Regions from separate parts of the Homo sapiens genome. Here region 1 is linked to region 2. A link is an interaction called in ENCODE POLR2A ChIA-PET data of the cell type or tissue named here. Cell type or tissue: MCF 10A. All regions are shown on one strand. Each heading gives the region's core, and the rest is flanking DNA. Links, peaks and the distances in the headings are about the cores only. Region 1 holds the start of ANKRD42 (ankyrin repeat domain 42). Region 2 overlaps RAB30 (RAB30, member RAS oncogene family).

What was found. ChIA-PET counts read pairs that join two places held together with the same protein. Peaks named below come from ENCODE experiments on the same cell type or tissue, not always from the same donor. Only the 100,000 strongest peaks of a DNase experiment are listed, where the experiment ranks them.
Region 1: POLR2A ChIA-PET joins it to region 2 with 15 read pairs; 4 of 35 experiments call an interaction of 5 or more read pairs at or near these places.

The regions. Positions count from the first base shown.
Region 1 is chr11:83,188,522-83,196,855 of GRCh38, forward strand. ANKRD42 (ankyrin repeat domain 42) reads left to right here and starts at 5,191. Exons shown (of 11, transcript NM_001300975.2): 1 at 5,191-6,207. The coding sequence starts at 6,150. ANKRD42-DT (ANKRD42 divergent transcript) reads right to left here and starts at 5,148. Exons shown (of 3, transcript NR_149009.1): 1 at 4,946-5,148; 2 at 2,534-2,647. RefSeq lists enhancers at 4,898-5,117, 5,178-5,287, 5,808-6,167 and a silencer at 5,422-5,600. In MCF 10A, for the core only: no CTCF peak of the experiment used is centred there; DNase peaks (open chromatin) are centred at 5,170, 5,920 and 6,160.
Region 2 is chr11:83,029,524-83,037,857 of GRCh38, forward strand. The region is part of intron 1 of RAB30 (RAB30, member RAS oncogene family); the gene reads right to left. Among named protein-coding and RNA genes, the nearest start is that of SNORA70E, 7.9 kb to the right of the region's middle. In MCF 10A, for the core only: no CTCF peak of the experiment used is centred there; a DNase peak (open chromatin) is centred at 5,018.

The DNA.
Region 1 (8,334 bases), core at 176-8,175, 160 kb after region 2:
TTAGTGTAATTTTCCCACTGAAAATGTCCAACTTTGATGCTTTGGAAAATAGAAAGCAATCTCATTGCAATTCAGCTAAAAATAAAAAGCTTTGGGAAGAAAAATAAGGAATTACATATAAAAAATTAAAACATTCTCATATAACAGCTTAGTATATACATATTTTTTATATGACTGACCTTACAATTTAGTACCAAGTAAGCAACCTAATGGAGGTTTACACAAAATATTCAGGAAAATCTGAGGAGGCATCTAACCATGCTGCAGGTGGAAAAATGTAGCTGCCTAAATGGAGGTAGAAATGGAAAATAAAGACTATTATCAAGAAAGACCTGCACTCTTGTAGAATTGGGAAGTTTTTTCCTAATCCTAAATGGGGTCAGCTCCCAGAGATAATGGGCATTGTGTTGAGCAGGTGGGGAAGAGTAGCTAAATAAGAGCCAAAAGGTACCCAAGGAGTACCCCTGTGAAGATTTGGGAGTGAGCACCAAAAGAAGAACAAGAATGACTGGGAAATAACAGAAAATGGCACATAGGCAGAAAGGAGTACAGACTGTCACCAATATCCACTTCGTTTTTTGTTTTTGCCTGGGGTTGGCCCTGCTCCCTTCTCTGAAACAAGATATAAAAAGCTGATTTATGATATCCTGCTTTATCACCCCACTTTAGAAAAACTGAGGTAGAAGTGGAGGACTAGTCATATTTACTAACTGGAATCATACCTTCCTTCCTACTCACAAAAGGTTCCAGTTCTCTAGAATACTGAGATGACCACTCCAGGATGTATTCTGAACCCTGTTTCACTTAAGAAACTTCTTCCAGGCTGGGCGCGGTGGCTCACGCTTGTAATCCCAGCACTTTGGGAAGACGAGGCGGGCGGATCACAAGGTCAGGAGATCGAGACCACGGTGAAACCCCGTCTCTACTAAAAATAAAAAAATTAGCTGGACGTGGTGGTGGGCGCCCGTAGTCCCAGCTACTCGGAGAGGCTGAGGCAGGAGAATGGAGTGAACCCAGGAGGCAGCTTGCAGTAAGCCAAGATTGCGCCACTGCACTCCAGCCTGGGTGACACAGCGAGACTCTGTCTCAAAAAAAAAAGAAAAAAAAATTTCTTCCATAGTCAGGCACTTACCTTGAAATCCCATGCAGTCTGGATATTGCATCTTAGCTTTTTTATTAAAATTACTCTTATTATCAATGACTTCTTGCTAAAACCAGTGTGCTTTTCTTAGCTTCTTAATCTCTTCTGGACCACACTCACTTTATTGTTTTTGAGACAGAGTCTCGCTGTGTTGCCCAGGCTGGAGTGCAGTGGCGTGATCTCAGCCACTCAGATTTTGGATAAGGATTTCAGATTTTGGATAAGGACTGAAAATCTCAGATTTTGGATAAGGGGTGCTCAACGTGTATAATGTTATACAAAATAATTTCTTTCTGATTTTCACAGTCTCCTTTGTAAGATGTCCCTTTGCCCTTTTTTTTTTTTTTTCCCTGAGACGGACTCTCACTCTGTCGCCAAGCTGGAGTGCAGTGGCGCGATCTCGGCTTACTGCAACCTCCACCTCCTGGGGGTTCAAGCAATTCTCCTGCCCCAGCCTCCCACGTAGCTGGGACTACAGGCGCCTGCCACCACGCCCAGCTAATTTTTGTATTTTTAGTAGAGATGGGGTTTCACCATGCTGGCTGGGATGGTCTCGATCTCTTGACCTCATGATCCGCCTGCCTTGGTCTCCCAAAGTGCTGGGATTACAGGCGTGAGCCACCATGCCCGGCCTGTTTCTTTTTTTTTTTCTGAGACAGTGTCTAGCTCTGTTGACCAGGCTGGAGTGCAGTGGTGCAATCATGGCTCACTGCAACCTCAACCTCCTGGGCTCAAGCCATCCTCCGTCCATGGGCTCCTTTGTTTCCAATACCATTTTTTTTCCTTTTCTTCCTCAGATTTGTTGAGTTTCTATTTATTGTTCTTTTCAAACACCAGCTAATTACTATCATCAATTTTATTTGCTATTTCATTAACTTCTGCTTTTATTTTTATTATTTTTGAGACGATTTTATTGAGAAGACTTTATAATCTTGCTCTGTCACCCAGGCTGGAGTGCAATGGCATGATCTTGGCTCACTGCAACCTCTGCCTCTCGGGTTCAAGTGATTCTTCTGCCTTAGCTTCCCAAGTAACCAGAATTACAGGTGCACGCCACTACACCTGGCTAATTTTTTTATTTCTAGTAGAAACAGGGTTTCATCATGTTGGCGAGGCTGGTCTCAAACTCCTGACCTCAAGTGATTCACCTGCCTCGGCCTCCCAAAGTGCTGGGCATGAGCCACTGCACCCGGAGTCTGCTTTTATTTTTAATTCCTTCTATTTTTATTTTGGGAGATTTTACTTTTTCTGCTTCTCTGTTACCTGTTTCTGTTTCCTCTTCTAATCCTTCCTGTCATGTGTGTATCCTTTAAGGATTTGTCACGTGCTGTCTCATTTCCTCAGTAAATTTATCTACTACATATTGTATAGTGAAAAAAATAAAACCTTTACCATTATTATGTAAGTGGCTATAAACACTATATTAATTTGGAGTCAGTCATAGTGGGTTCCAATTCCTCAACTCCTACTTGTGTGATCTTGGTCAAATCTGAGCTGTTTCTTCATCTGTAAAAATAAAAATAACAATACAGATTAAGTTGGGTATTATTTGCAAATCATTTATCACAGAAACTGGCCCACATGAATAACTCGATAAATGCCTGGTATACAAAAGGCCTCAGCTGCCCCATGTCTTGTTTTGTTTTTTCTTTGAGGTGGAGTTTTGCTCTTGTCGCCCAGGCTGGAGCGCAATTGCGCGATCTCAACTCACTGCAACCTCCGCCTCCCAGGTTCAAGTGATTCTCCTGCCTCAGCCTCCCGAACAGCTGGGATTACAGGCTCCTGCTACCATGCCTGGCTAATTTTTGTATTTTTAGTAGAGATGGGGTTTCGCCATGTTGGCCAGGCTGGTCTCAAATCCCTGACTTCAGGTGATCCGCTCACCTTGGCCTCCCAAAGTGCTAGAATTACAGGCGTGAGCCACCGCGCATGACTCAGTTGCCCCATCTCTAAAAGTGAGGGGATTAGGATGACTAATCCCAAATTCACTTCCAACAGTGAAAAACTTTATCTTCAGCCTATTAGTTCACCTGCCTGACAGTTAACTCATCAACCCACCCACACAACAGTTACTAAGCCCTTCTCTTAAATGAAATATTCTAGACATCAGAAATGCCAAGATTTTAAGATACAGTCCCTACCTTCCAGAAGCTCAGGGTCCTTTAGGGGTGAGGAAAAATTGTTAAACAGATAATTATAATACAATGGGATAAGTGATCTAATAAAAGGTTGTGGGAATTCAGAGACTTTGAGGAGCTCCTGCAGAAAAATTCAAGACCTATTTTGGAATCCTAAGTCAGGTATTTATTATTTACTAGTGAAGGGGGAATTAATGAATTTTATAAGTATATTAGTCAAGAAGTTTATTCTTTTCCTTAGAGGTAGAATGAAATATAGCCCCCCACCCTCCGGAGGCCTGGGTTAAGAGAGAATATTAACCGCTTATTTCTCCTCTACGCACGGAGAGGCTTATCTGTGTTCCACCGTTTCACGTTCCTTGAGGCACCACGAGTTCCTGCTTCCCTCCCTAGCGCGCTGTAAAGTCACAAGGTTGATAAGCAATTGCTACAAAAGCATGCATTCCCAAGGATGTAAGACATGTGGTGTAACAAATGTAAAAGAATAATTAACTGCCTTTGTTCTTGCTTCTGCAAGTAGGCTTCCTGTAGCACCAAACTCCCGCCACAAATTGCTTAAAAGGTGATTGATCCCTTTGTTCCGGGCTCAGACTTTCTGGACCCCAGTCCGACTGAGCCAGTGATCACCTTAATAATAAAGGGTTGTCCTGAATTCTGTTTGGCCTCTCCCGTCTCTATTTGTCCCGCAACACTAGCAGTATATCCTCAGGCAATTAACTTTTTTTTCCCTTGTTTCTCTCTCTGTAAAAAGGAAGAGGAATACTTATTTTGGCAGGTTATAATAAGAATTGAGTCAAACTCATTTATGTTGGCATAAAAAAATGAACAAGAAAATATAAAGCACTTAGTACAATGCCAGGCAGATCATAGGAACTCAGTAGATGGCAATTGTAATATTACAAAAGGTGATGGAAGTCAAAGACAATTTACTGTACCTCAAGAGAGTAGCGGTAGGATCAGAAGAATTTCCCAAATGTGTTCACAGACCAAAACTGGGGGAAAAGCAGGGTAGTTTCCTGGTAAGACGAACAGCACATGACAAGGCAGAGATATTAAAAAGTAAGGTACGCTTCCAGGACGAGTTCATTATTCCTGAAGGGAGAAGGCAATAAGGGTGGAAAAACTGGGCCGAGAGGGGAATCCAGGTTGGTGATGCCCCTGGAGGGCAGGTAATTCTTACTAATTTCTGTATTTTCTGCTGCTGGCACAAAACGTGACCCATACGTTTGCAACAAATGGTGAAATAATTCATTCCTGTTGTTAAGCAATAGGGTTGTAGAAATATTTGAGCAGTAAACATGCTACAGTGAAAGGATTCTCGGATTTGGAGTCAGGAGACCTGAAGCACTCTTTTGACTAATGACCTGTGTTTTTTTACTGGTTTTACAACTTACCTGCTGCCTGGCCTTACCAAAGTACTGATATATTGAGTCTCTTGACCCATAAAACAGGGGTAACAACTAACAAGCGATTATTAAAGAGTTGGCGCTAGTAAAGTACGCAATAAAAACAGCGGCTGCAGCTGCTAAATTCTCCTTTAGGTCTTTTTCCATACTTGCGAAATGACAGGGCAACAAATTTCCTTCCAACCACCACTGAGAAAGTATACCACGTTTGCCCAAGGACAAAAAGGCCCCGCCCGGCCCGCGCCACACAGGTCACCTACGCAGAATGCAGTCCTGGGGGGTTCCACTTGTGTCGCTCAGCGATGGAGGGCGCGATCGATGACAGGCCACTCCAGAGACGGACCTAGATAGGTTCGCATGAGGCCGAGCCGAATTTCACCAAAAACCAGTTTACACCACCTCCCGATTTGTCCACACGAAAAGCCATGGAATAGCTGAGGGAAAGGAAACCGGAAGTAGCGTGGGCCGTGAGGAACGGGAAATGACCTCAGCACGTCGGAAGTGTACTCGTTTCCAAGGCGACGGCCCTGCTGCCTCTCCAGCCAAGTGGCTGGAGTCGGGAGGCTGGAAAGAGACTCCGAGAAAGTACCAGCGGAAGGCGGCCGCCGCTACGGCGATTCGCAGGGAGTAGCAGACGAAGACGGTGGCCGCCGCACTAGCCACCACGTGTGGAGGATAAACGGTCTACACGGCCATTCCGGCGCCGAGTCTAGGGAAAGAGTTAGCGACGACGGGGAAAGAAAATGTGAAGAGAGCGACCGCCGCTCCAGGGTCGCTGCAGGAAGCCTAAGTGCAGACGCCGGCTTCTCCCGCAGTGACTTGAGAAGGGTCAGTGAAAACCTCGGCCACTGCCGCAGCGTCTCTAGGGAGAGAGTTAGGGGAGATAGTGGCCACAGTCACAGCTGCTCTTGGGAGAGAGTTAGGGGAGACAGCACCTTCTGCAGCAGCGACGTGAATTTTAGTGAAGTTGGAGGCCACCAAACTACCGACTCCAGGGGAACAGCCAGAGAAGACCGAGGCCTCCGCCTCAGTGGTCCTTGGGAGGGAGTCAGTGACATTCGGGACCCGCGAACTAGTGACTTCGGGGATAGAGTCAGTGACGATCGCAGTCGCCGCTTCAGTGGCTCCTGGGAGGGAGGGAGTGTCGAAGGCGGCCACAGCGTTGGTAGTTCTTGGGAGGAAGTAAGTGGAGACCGCGGCTACGCAGCCAGCGACTCCTCTGGTGTGAGCGGCAGTGAAGACGCCAGCTACCGCTTCAGTGGCTTTTGGGAGAGAGAAAGTGAAGACGAAGGTTTCCGCTGCAGCTTCTGGGAGAGAGCAAGAGAGGACCTTGGGCCCCGTCCTAGTGACGACGGAGAAGAGGGCCGCTGCCGCTGCAGTGGCTCGTGGGTGAGAGCAAGTGAAGACCGCCGCAGCATCAGGGGCCTGGACTCAACTCCTCCCCAGAGTCGGAGGTGTTGCGCCATGCCCGGGGTGGCCAATTCAGGCCCCTCCACTTCCTCTAGGGAGACTGCAAACCCCTGTGAGTCAGACTGTCATTGGCCTTCATCTCTGTCGTATTCCTTTTCTCACTTAAGCCCGCAACAGCCTTAGCCCTTTCTGGCATTTCCTTTTCTCAGCCGTCACTCCCCCCTTTCCCTTTTTAATTTATTTTCAGGGGATACCAAAGCTGTTCAGCTCTCCCCTGTTCTGTATTATTTCCGCTTTCTTTCCTTTTTTCCATCCACACTATTCCTCCGAGTCTTCTTGCCCAGCTTGACATCAACTCTTGTTCAGTCTTAATGGACGGACCCTTTTAAGTTCTTCCTTGACTTCCCTGCAGCATTTGACCCTGTGGAGGTGACAAATTAGTACTTACTTAGTTTTCTTCTTTCACTCCATTGAGTGACCCTTTCCCTTACCGTTTTCTTTTCTTCTGCCATCTTCTTAAATGCAGCTTTTACCCCTTGATGATGCCATCATTGGTTCTCTTTTTCTTGTCATTTACTGTGACTTCAGTCCTACTGGTGGCCCTCAAATCGGTTACTCATTCAACCATCCAGTAAATATTTACTGCATATGCCTACTTTGTGCTCCGTCTTAAGGAACTTAAGAAGACAGGCACATTCTTTACCTTCTAGTGAGGAAGATAAATGCTGAGCAAATAATGACAAGTGAGATCAGTGTTATAAAGGACGGTAGAATGCCACTGATTCCAGTAGGGGGTGAGTATGGGTGTCAGAAAAAGCATTCTAATACAGAGACACACGTAACACTGAGACCTGAATTCCGTATCTCTCCTCGGAGCTGCAAACATATATATAGATATCTCCCTTCTGGAAATTTTCCTTGGGTACCTCAAGAGCAGCATGTCCAAAATGTAATTTTATATCTATATATCCTCTCTGTCCTTCAGTGTTTGCTGTCTCAACTAATGGCACCACAGCACTCAGATGATAAAGCCACACACCTTGGAGTTATCTTATTACTTTTCCCTTGTTTCACCCACTGTATCCATTCCAGTTTAGTTCATTCTAATTTTATTAATATTTGTTGAATCTTTCTCCTTTTCTTTTCCCAGTGTTCAGAGTCTCATTTTTTCTGGTCTAGACTATTGTAAACTGTATTCTTACATGATCTACCTACTCTCTCTCTCTCTCTTTTTTTTTTTTTTTTGGAGACGGAGTCTTGCTCTGTCCCCCATGCTGGAGTGCAGTGGCGCGGTCCTCAGCTCACTGCAATCTCCGCCTTCCAGGTTCACACCATTCTTCTGCGTCAGCCTCCCGAGTAGCTAGGGCAACAGGGGCCCACCACCACACCCGGCTAATTTTTTGTATTTTTAGTAGAAACGGAGTTTCACTGTGTTAGCCATGATGGTCTCCTCCTGACCTCATGATCTGCCCACCTCGGCCTCCCAAAGTCCTGGGATTACAGGCGTGAGCCACCGCGCCCGGCCAATCAACCTACTCTTTAGTCTTGCCTTTTTGCTCCCCATTCAGTAAATTCTCTTCCCTGAATTTAGCCTTGTAAACTCAGCCTTACAGCTCTCAATCATTATAATTCTTCTGTTTAAAATTCCTCAGTGATTCTCCACTGTCTGCTCAAGTCCAAGTTTTTAAAAATAAGTTTCACCATTGTCTGTTTCTTGTCTAGTTCTAGCCTATTTATCCCCTTAATACTTTAGTAGTAGGATTTGTGTGTGAGTGTGTGAGAGTGTGTGTGTGTGTGTGTGTGTGTGTGTGTGTGGTTTCTTGACCATGTCCTACTGTTCATGCTGTTTAGGCCTACTCACTGCTCCTACTTGCCTTGGCAAACTCCTGTTAATCCTTGAAGATTCTATCTTAGATGTAACTTTCCCCAGGAATCCTTCTGTGTTCCCCTTCCCTCCTACCCTGGCTGAGTTTGAAGTCATCTGTGCTTCCACAGGTTCCTATGAATATTTCCATCGTTGCTTTTACCACATTATTTTGTATTTTGTGTTTGTATCTTCTCTACTAATCTGTGAGTTCCTTGAGGGTGTCTTCATCTTTTTATCCTTATGGTAGACACCAGACTTACGTTGAGTAGATGGATGAGTGGATGAGTGAATAAATCGGGATGGAATGTAGTGAGAAAAAAGACCATAAAATTAGATGGAGCCAAATTATGGGAGGCCATAGAGGTCATACTG
Region 2 (8,334 bases), core at 146-8,145:
CCCAAAGTGCTGGGATTACAGGTATGAACCTTAGCATCCAGGCTGTTTAAATATTTTTAAACAAATTCTACATCATATCATTTTATTCCTATGTACCTCAGAACTCATCTCTATATTATTCATCTTCTTACATTATACTATTATTATCACACCTGAATAAAAGTAACAGTAATTCCTTGATATCATCTCAAAAATTTCTTTTTACACACATCTACATGCATACTTGTAGCAGCACAATTCACAATTGCAAAGATATGGAACCGACCTAAGTGCCCATCAACCAATGAGTGGATAAAGAAAATGTGGTATATATCCACCATAGAATACTACTCAGCCATAAAAAGGAATAGAATAATGTCTTTTGCAGCAACTTGGATTGAGCTGGAAGCCATTATTCTAAGTGAAGTAACTCAGGAATGGAAAACCAGATACCTTGTTTTCTTACTTAAGTGGGAACTAAGCTGTGAGGACACAAAAACAATACAGAGCAATATAATGAAATTTGTGACCTGGGGAAGGAGTGGGCAAGGGGAGTGAGGGATAAAAGACTACATACTGAGTAGGGTGTACACTGTTTGGTTGACAGGTGCACTAAAATCTCAGAATTCACCACTGTAGAATTTATCCATGTAACCAAAAACCACTTATAACCCAAAAGCCATTTAAAAAAATTTTTTTAATGTCTTTTCAATGCCAGGTGTGGTGGCTCATGCTTATAATCCCAGCATTTTGGGAGGCCAAAGCAGGAGGATCGCTTGAGACCAGGAGTTCAAGAGCAGCCTGGGTAACATGGTGAGACCGCATCTCTTCAAAAAAAAAAAAAAATTAGTTGGGTGTGGTGGTATATGCCTGTAGTCCCAGCTTCTTGGGAGCCTGAGGTGGGAGGACTGCTTGATCTCAGGAGGTCAAGGCTATGTTGAGCCGTGTTCATGCCACTGTACTCCAGCCTGAGAAACAAAGCAAGACCCTGTCTCAAAAAAAAGTCTTTTTTTGGCTGCGTGTGGTAGCTCACCCCTATAATCCCAGCACTTTAGGAGGCCGAAGTGGGCAGAACACCTGAGGCTAGGAGTTCGAAACTAGCCTGGCCAACATGGTGAAACCCCATCTCCACTAAAAAACAAAAGTTAGCTAGGCATGGTGGCACGCACCTGTAATCCCAGCTACTCAGGAGGCTGAGGCAGGAGAATTGCTTGAACCCGGGAGGCAGAGGTTGCAGTGAGCTGAGATCGTGCCATTGCACTTCAGCCTGGGCAACACAGCAAGACTCCACCTCAAAAAAAAAAAAAAAGTCTCTTTGCAATTAAACTAAATTATGTCCCCCCACAAGTTCATACATATGTTGAAGCCCTAATTCCCAGTACCTTAGAATGTGACTGTTCATGTATTTGGAGATAGAGCCATTAAAGAGGTAATTAAGTTAAAATGAGATTGTTAGGGTGGGCCCTAATCCAATCTAACTGGTGTCCTTATAGAAAGAGGAGAATAGGACACGTAGCAGGACACTGGGAGTGTGCATATATAGAGAAATGACCATGCAAGGAGGTGGAAAGAGGGCAGCCATCTGCAAGCCAAGGAGAGAGGCCTCAGAGGAAACCAATCCTGCCAGCACCTTGATCTTGGACTCCTAGCCTCCAGAACTGTGAAAATACTAATTTCTGTTGCTTAAGCCACCCAGTGTGTGGTATTTTGTTATGGCAGGCCTAGCAAACTAACACATAGACTATCCGAATAAAAACAAGGTTCACACATGACATCTGGTTATAATTCTTAAGTCACTTTATTATTTTTTTCATGTCATTGACTTGTTGCGGAAGCCAAGTCAGTTGTCTGACAGAATGTTCTACATTCTAAATTTCTCTGTTTGTTTCCTTAGAGTGTAATTCCACTTGTCATCCTTTCCCCCATCTTTCCAATATATTAAAGTTAGCTCTAGAGACTTGATGAGATTTTAGGAGTCAACATTTGGGTAAGAATATTCCGTAAGTGGTTCTGCGTATTCTTTTTTTTTCTTTTTTTTTTTTGAGATGGAGTTTTGCTCTTCTTGGCCAGGCTGGAGTGCAATGGTGCAATCTCGGCACACCGCAACCTCCGTTTCCCGGGTTCAAGCGATTCTCCTGCCTCAGCCTCCAGAGTAGCTGGGATTATAGGCATGTGCCATCATACCTGGCTAATTTTGTATTTTTAGGAGAGATGGGGTTTCTCCATGTTGGTCAGACTGGTCTCGAACTCCCAACTTCAGGTGATCCGCCTGCCTTGGCCTCCCAAAGTGCTGGGATTACAAGTGTGAGCCACCAGGCCTGGCCTGCATATTCTCTTTTTAACCTGACAAAAAATGCATAGGTAAACTTAGTCGAGGTTCTTTTCTGCCTCTATTTGTCTTGACCATGTGCTGATGAAGCACCTGCTCATCTCCACACTATTTGTTTGGGTTAGTTGGTGACGTTCACTTCATCCTACAGAAGAGTTTTGCTTTGACCTACCCCTTGAGAGCTGAAAGGACGCCAAAGAAAGACTGGAAGTAGAAAAGACAGAGCCGTCCACTCTTTGTGACCATATTCCATATGTCCAGTGTGTGCCCACACTACAACCCTATCAGATGTCTCAATAGTAGTGATCCTTATTTCCTAGGACTCACTCACATCCTTGCCCACTGACTTCCCCATTAGAGCCTTTTAAACCCCCTGGGAATCTAAAGCTATATTATGACCCAGAGTTTAGATCTAACAGTAACAAAGCTTGCTAGGTTTGTGCTTGCTTCTTGGTTTTTTAAAAAACAACATTTGTTTTAGTAATACAAACACAGGTGGTTAAACTGTACAGAAAAGTAAGAGAACGATGAACACAAAAGTCAGGATAATCATTATGTCTGGTGAGGAGGAAAGGGGGTATGATTTCAGGGCAGAGAGTAGACAAACAGCTTCTAGGATACAAATAATGTTCCATCTGATAAATTGGATGGCAAATTCACAATTTTCTTTCTTTTATTTTTTGAGACAGCATCTCACTATTTTGCCCAGGCTGGTCTTGAACTCCTGGCCTCAAGAAATCCTCCAACCTCAGCCACCTGAGTAGCTGGAATTGCAAACATGTGCTACTGCATCTGGTCACAATTTTTATGTTCTTCTTTAAACTGTAAATATGTATTTAAAACATTCTTTCATATGCATTGTATGTTTCGCATTAATTATTTTTATGTAAGCAGTCCACCATAGCTAGAACACAGGGTTTGAAGAGTAGAGTAAAAGGAGAAAAGAATGGAAAAAGAGTGTACTCTAAAGGTAAATAGGAACCTTAATCATGCTCTCTTGGGAGTAACATCAGGGAACATTTATACCCAATATTAATTAAAATGACTTTCTCATAATCTATCTATCAAGAATGATAGGAAAAATCCATTTTTTCTAAGTTACCTAGATATGAAATACCCGACATCTTAAGCATCTCACTGGGGAACATAATAATATGGTTTTGATGTATTTTTCCAGGGAGAGGAGTTTCAGCTTGCCCTAGGGAACATGTTTGCCTCAAATTCTTTTTTTTTTTTTTTTTTTTTTTTTTTGAGACAGAGTCTTGCTCTGTCACTCAGGCTGGAATGCAACGGCATGACCTCAGCTCACTACAACCTCTGCTTTCCGGGTTCAAGTGATTCTCCTGCCTCAGCCTCCGGAGTAGCTAGGATTACAGGCACATGCTACCACACCCAGCTAATTTTTGTATTTTTAGTAGAGACGGGGGTTTCACCATGTTGGTCAGGCTGGTCTCGAACTCCTGACCTCAGGTGATCTGCTCACCTTGGCTTCCCAAAGTGCTGGGATTACAGGTGTCAGCCACTGAGCCCGGCCTGCCTCAAGTTCTTAAATGACACAAAGCTGGGAGGGATGTGGAACAAATGTTTTATATTACAGAATTAAAATATATCTTGGCAAGCTAGAGTGACAGGTCAAATTTAGGCCAATTTCTAATAACATCTCCCATTTGTTGAGAACACTCGATATGCCAAGAGCTTTACATAATTTATCTCACTTAATCCCTACAACCACACTGTGAAGCTGAAATCCAGGAAAGTAACTTGCCCAAGGTCATAAGGCAAGTTAATAACAGAGTTATGATTTGAACCTAGGTTTGCAGGCTCAAGTTTCAGTCTCAAGTGAGATTCCTTCAGCCACCAGAAATTAACATTCAAAACTGAATCCTCTGCTACCACACTGGGAATTAAGAAAACAATAATAAATAAATAAAAATCTCAATCCTCTTTAATTCAGCATGTCACCCTCAGAAAACTGCATCACCCAACCTCAAGCCCCTTGGGCATATGAGGGTATCAAGTACCTCCAAAGAATGATCAGATCAAATGAAAAAAAAACCAAACAAACAAAAACAAAAAAGAATAATCAGATCAGGCCATTTTCATTAATGTAACACTTGGGGACCTCGACAGCTGCCAGGAAACCTCCATCTGTCCTCAAGAGCAAGTCCATCCTCAAAAGCAAGCTGTAACAGGATTCTCTCTGCAACCCATTCCCAGCTCAGCCATGTCTGCCTCCCCATCTGTATTTAAGACTGCAAAACTCAAGCTCTGCAGTTATAAACGGAGGCCACTTACCACAAAGATTGCTGAGCAAGAGCCCTCAGCCAGGCTATTGCCTACCTTCAATTTTCTCTCGTCCTCAGGGGCACTGTGATTTGATGGGTGTGTACAGCTGAGAGAACAGCACAACCGGCTCCAGTGCACAGTCATATCCAATGGAGCTATCCCAAAAGACAGCCAGAGAATTTTAATGAAAACCAGAAAACCCCTGGCTGCTAAGTCCAACTGCGGTTCAGGCCTGCCAGCCCCTCCCCCTGCAGCTAAGAATCTCTGAGCCAGCTTTGCCCCAAAGAGCAGGGAAGAAAATCCATTTTGCACTCAGTAAATCCTTCCATAGCAGCCACTTCGCAGAGTCATTTAGGTTAAAGGTGAGGCATATGATAACTGCAACAGGACCCAGGGACCCTGAGAGGCACAGGGTGTGGCAGCAGCAGATTTGAGCCAACAGATTATGAAACAGTCATTTAAAAAAAAACAAAAAGTCTTTCCTTCTGCCAAAGCTCTCTGCCCACAGCTGCATACAAGGCTAGTGAGGAATCTTAACAAGCTTAAAGGGGCCGTATTTCAGATACTCCAGAACCAAGGTGGGAGGAAATAAGTATTTTGAGCACTTACTATGTATCAGGTGCTCTGATCTCATTTCATCCTCACTGTGAGATGGGAACTGTAAACTGCAGGTAACAGATAAGAACATTGACTCAGAGAGGTTCCATAACTTGTCCAAGGAACACAGTTAGCAAGAGGGGAAGCAAGACTGAAAGTTCAGTGTGGGTGAGGCTCATCAGAAGTATCAAACTTTTTGTTCACAGAGAGCAGAAAAAAATAAAAAGAAAAGAAAGGAAAAGAAATACTAAACTCAAAATCCTGACTAATAAAAAGAATGATCATTTATTGACCACTGGCTATGTGCCAGGCACTAAGCTAATATTTTTACATGCACCGTATCATCTAATCCTCACAGCAACTAGATAAGATACAGGTCATTATTACCTCCATTTAATAATGAGCAAACTATGGCTCAGACATTCAATAATTTGATCAAGGTCACTGCATCACCAGGATTGGAACCCAGGTCTACCTAATTCTAGAGTGCTCACCTTAAAACACTCATCCTAACAGCATTCAGAAGGGAGCCACCTAGATCATCATGCCAAGCACGCAAGTTGCAGCAAGATTTCTGCTCCCCTCCCCAGCAGGTAATGCATATTCCAGACTTGCCTTTCAATTCCTCCCAGCAATCTTCAGTGGAGGCACAGTATCACTGGCTCTGGGGAAGGTGATAGCTATGTCTCTACCTTCCCATGCACCATGGACTCAGTTGTCCCGACATGAGTGAAGGAGAAGGCCACCACCATGATCCAGAGACTCACATGAGTATAGAAGCAGACAGCTTCTTTCCCCAGGCCCTGCTCCATAGGCCCATGCAACCTCAAGCAGCAACCTCTTCCTCAACAGCTCACAGGCCTGTTTTGTATTCTTAACAGGAGACCACGTGCCTCCTTTTTAAGCAACTGTGATTTCCCAAGGGAGATGACTGTCTAGACACAGCATCTATCTTGACAACCAGACTGGGCCACACGATGTTAGGTTTGATAATTTAATTTTAGGGTCTGTGTTCAGCTCTCCAGTGAAGGCTCTGTGCTTGGCACCCCTGGGTAATCAGATCGAGTATCACTCAGTGCAACAGCTGACACCCTGGGTTAGAACTGTCTTTCCAGCCAGGCAAGTGTTACTTGCGGGAAGTCACAGGCATCTTATGGATCACACACACACAGGCACAACACACAAACAGTTCCATTAATGAGGCTGAAACTTGATAGAACTCTTCTATGCATGTTCAGAATTAAGTGCCAGGCTTTGACTGGTGGTGGACTGAATACTTAATATGTATCAGGTACTGTGGTGGGTACATTCACAGCCAATATCTTAACTGACCCGCACAACATTCTGTAAGGTAGATAGAACTGCTATTATACAGATGAGGCAACTAAAGCCCAGAAAGATAGCATAATTTGCCCAAAGTCACACAGGAAGTGGCAAAGCTCAGGTTCAAATTCTTTTTTTTTTTTTTTTGAGATGGAGTCTCACTCCACCTCCCAGGCTGGAGTGCAGTGGCACGATCTTGGCTCACTGCAACCTCCACCTCCCAGGTTCACACAATTCTCCTGCTTCAGCCTCCACAGTAGTTGGGAATACAGGCAGGCACCACCATGCCCAGCTAATTTTTGTATTTTTAATGGAGACAAGGTTTTATTATGTTGGCCAGAGCTGGTCTCGAACTCCTGACCTCAAGTGATCTTCCTGCCTCGGCCTCCCAAAGTGCTGGGATTACAGGCATGAGCCACCAGGCCTGGCCTCAAATTCATTTTTAATACAACTTCAACACCCTTTCAGTCAATTATGAGTCCATTCATTTATTCCTCAGATAGTTATTGAGCACTTTCTATGAGCCAGCTACTGTGACACCTACAGAGGATACAACTGTTAACATAAGGTAGGTCCAGTTACCAAAGAACTACTGTTCTCATGAGGATAGATGACAATGCAGATAGATAATTACAGAATGATGAGATGAGGCCTCAGAGGACTGATGGGATCAGGCCTCTCTGAGAAAGTGAGATGTGAGCTGAGACCTGAAAGATGAGAATAAGCCAGGCATTTGCAAAGCTAGGAAAAGAGCGCAGGCAATAGATACAAGAAGTGCAAGGGTTAGCTACCAGAAAAGGCTTGGCGTGTCCAAGGAACATAAAGGAGAACAGGGACCAAGGCTGGGTGAGCAACAGGGAAAAAAGAACGGTTGAGATGACACAGGGCCTCGTTGACCATGGAAAACACTTTGAATTTTGTCCAAAGGGCAATGGGAGATCAAAGAAGAGTTTTAATCAGGGAAATAGTGTAATCTGACTTGCGCTTTAAAGAGATAATTCTGGTTGCTGTGTGGAGAAGTGAGTGTAGGGAGTGGGCAAGACTTAAGAATAGGGGAGAGATAATGGTGGCCTGGACCAAGATAATGGTAGGGGAGAGGATTTTATATTTGGGAATAACAAAGAAAATACTTGAGGTGATACTAAGTGTTTTTTTAAAAAATAAATAAATAAAAACTTTGAAATTTAATTACAATTTTAAAAAATAAAAAGACAAACGAATTTTTTTTTTGAGACAAAGTCTTATTCTGTCACCCAGGCTGGACTACAGTGGTGTGATCTCGGCTCACTGCAACCTCTGCCTCCAGGGTTCAAGCAATTCTCCTGCCTCAGCCTCCCTAGTAGCTGGGATTACAGGCGCCCACCACCATGCCTGGCTAATTTTTGTATTTTTAGTAGAGACAGGGTTTCGCCATGTTGGCCGGACTGGTCTTGAACTCCTGACCTCACGTGATCCACTCACCTCGGCCTCCCAAAGTGCTGGGATTACAGGTGTGAGCCACTGGACCCAGCCGAATGAATTTTTTAAAAAATAATGAAAATACTTGCTGATGAATGGTATGTGAATGGTGAAGGGAACAAACTCCTGGGTTTCTAGCTTGAACAACTGGGTAGAGAGTGGTACCACGTATTAAGAGAGACTGGAGGAGAAGCAAAATGCTCGTGAGATAGCCAACTATATCACACTAAGAAGAAAAAAAAAGTGGACCCCAGTTGTGTTTGTTCAAGGGGAAGCTAGGAATTAAAGGCCTGAAGCTGCTACTCTGGTGAAGATAAAGTGTTTGGGGGTTATGATAGAGAGTAAAGTGCAAGAATCTGAAA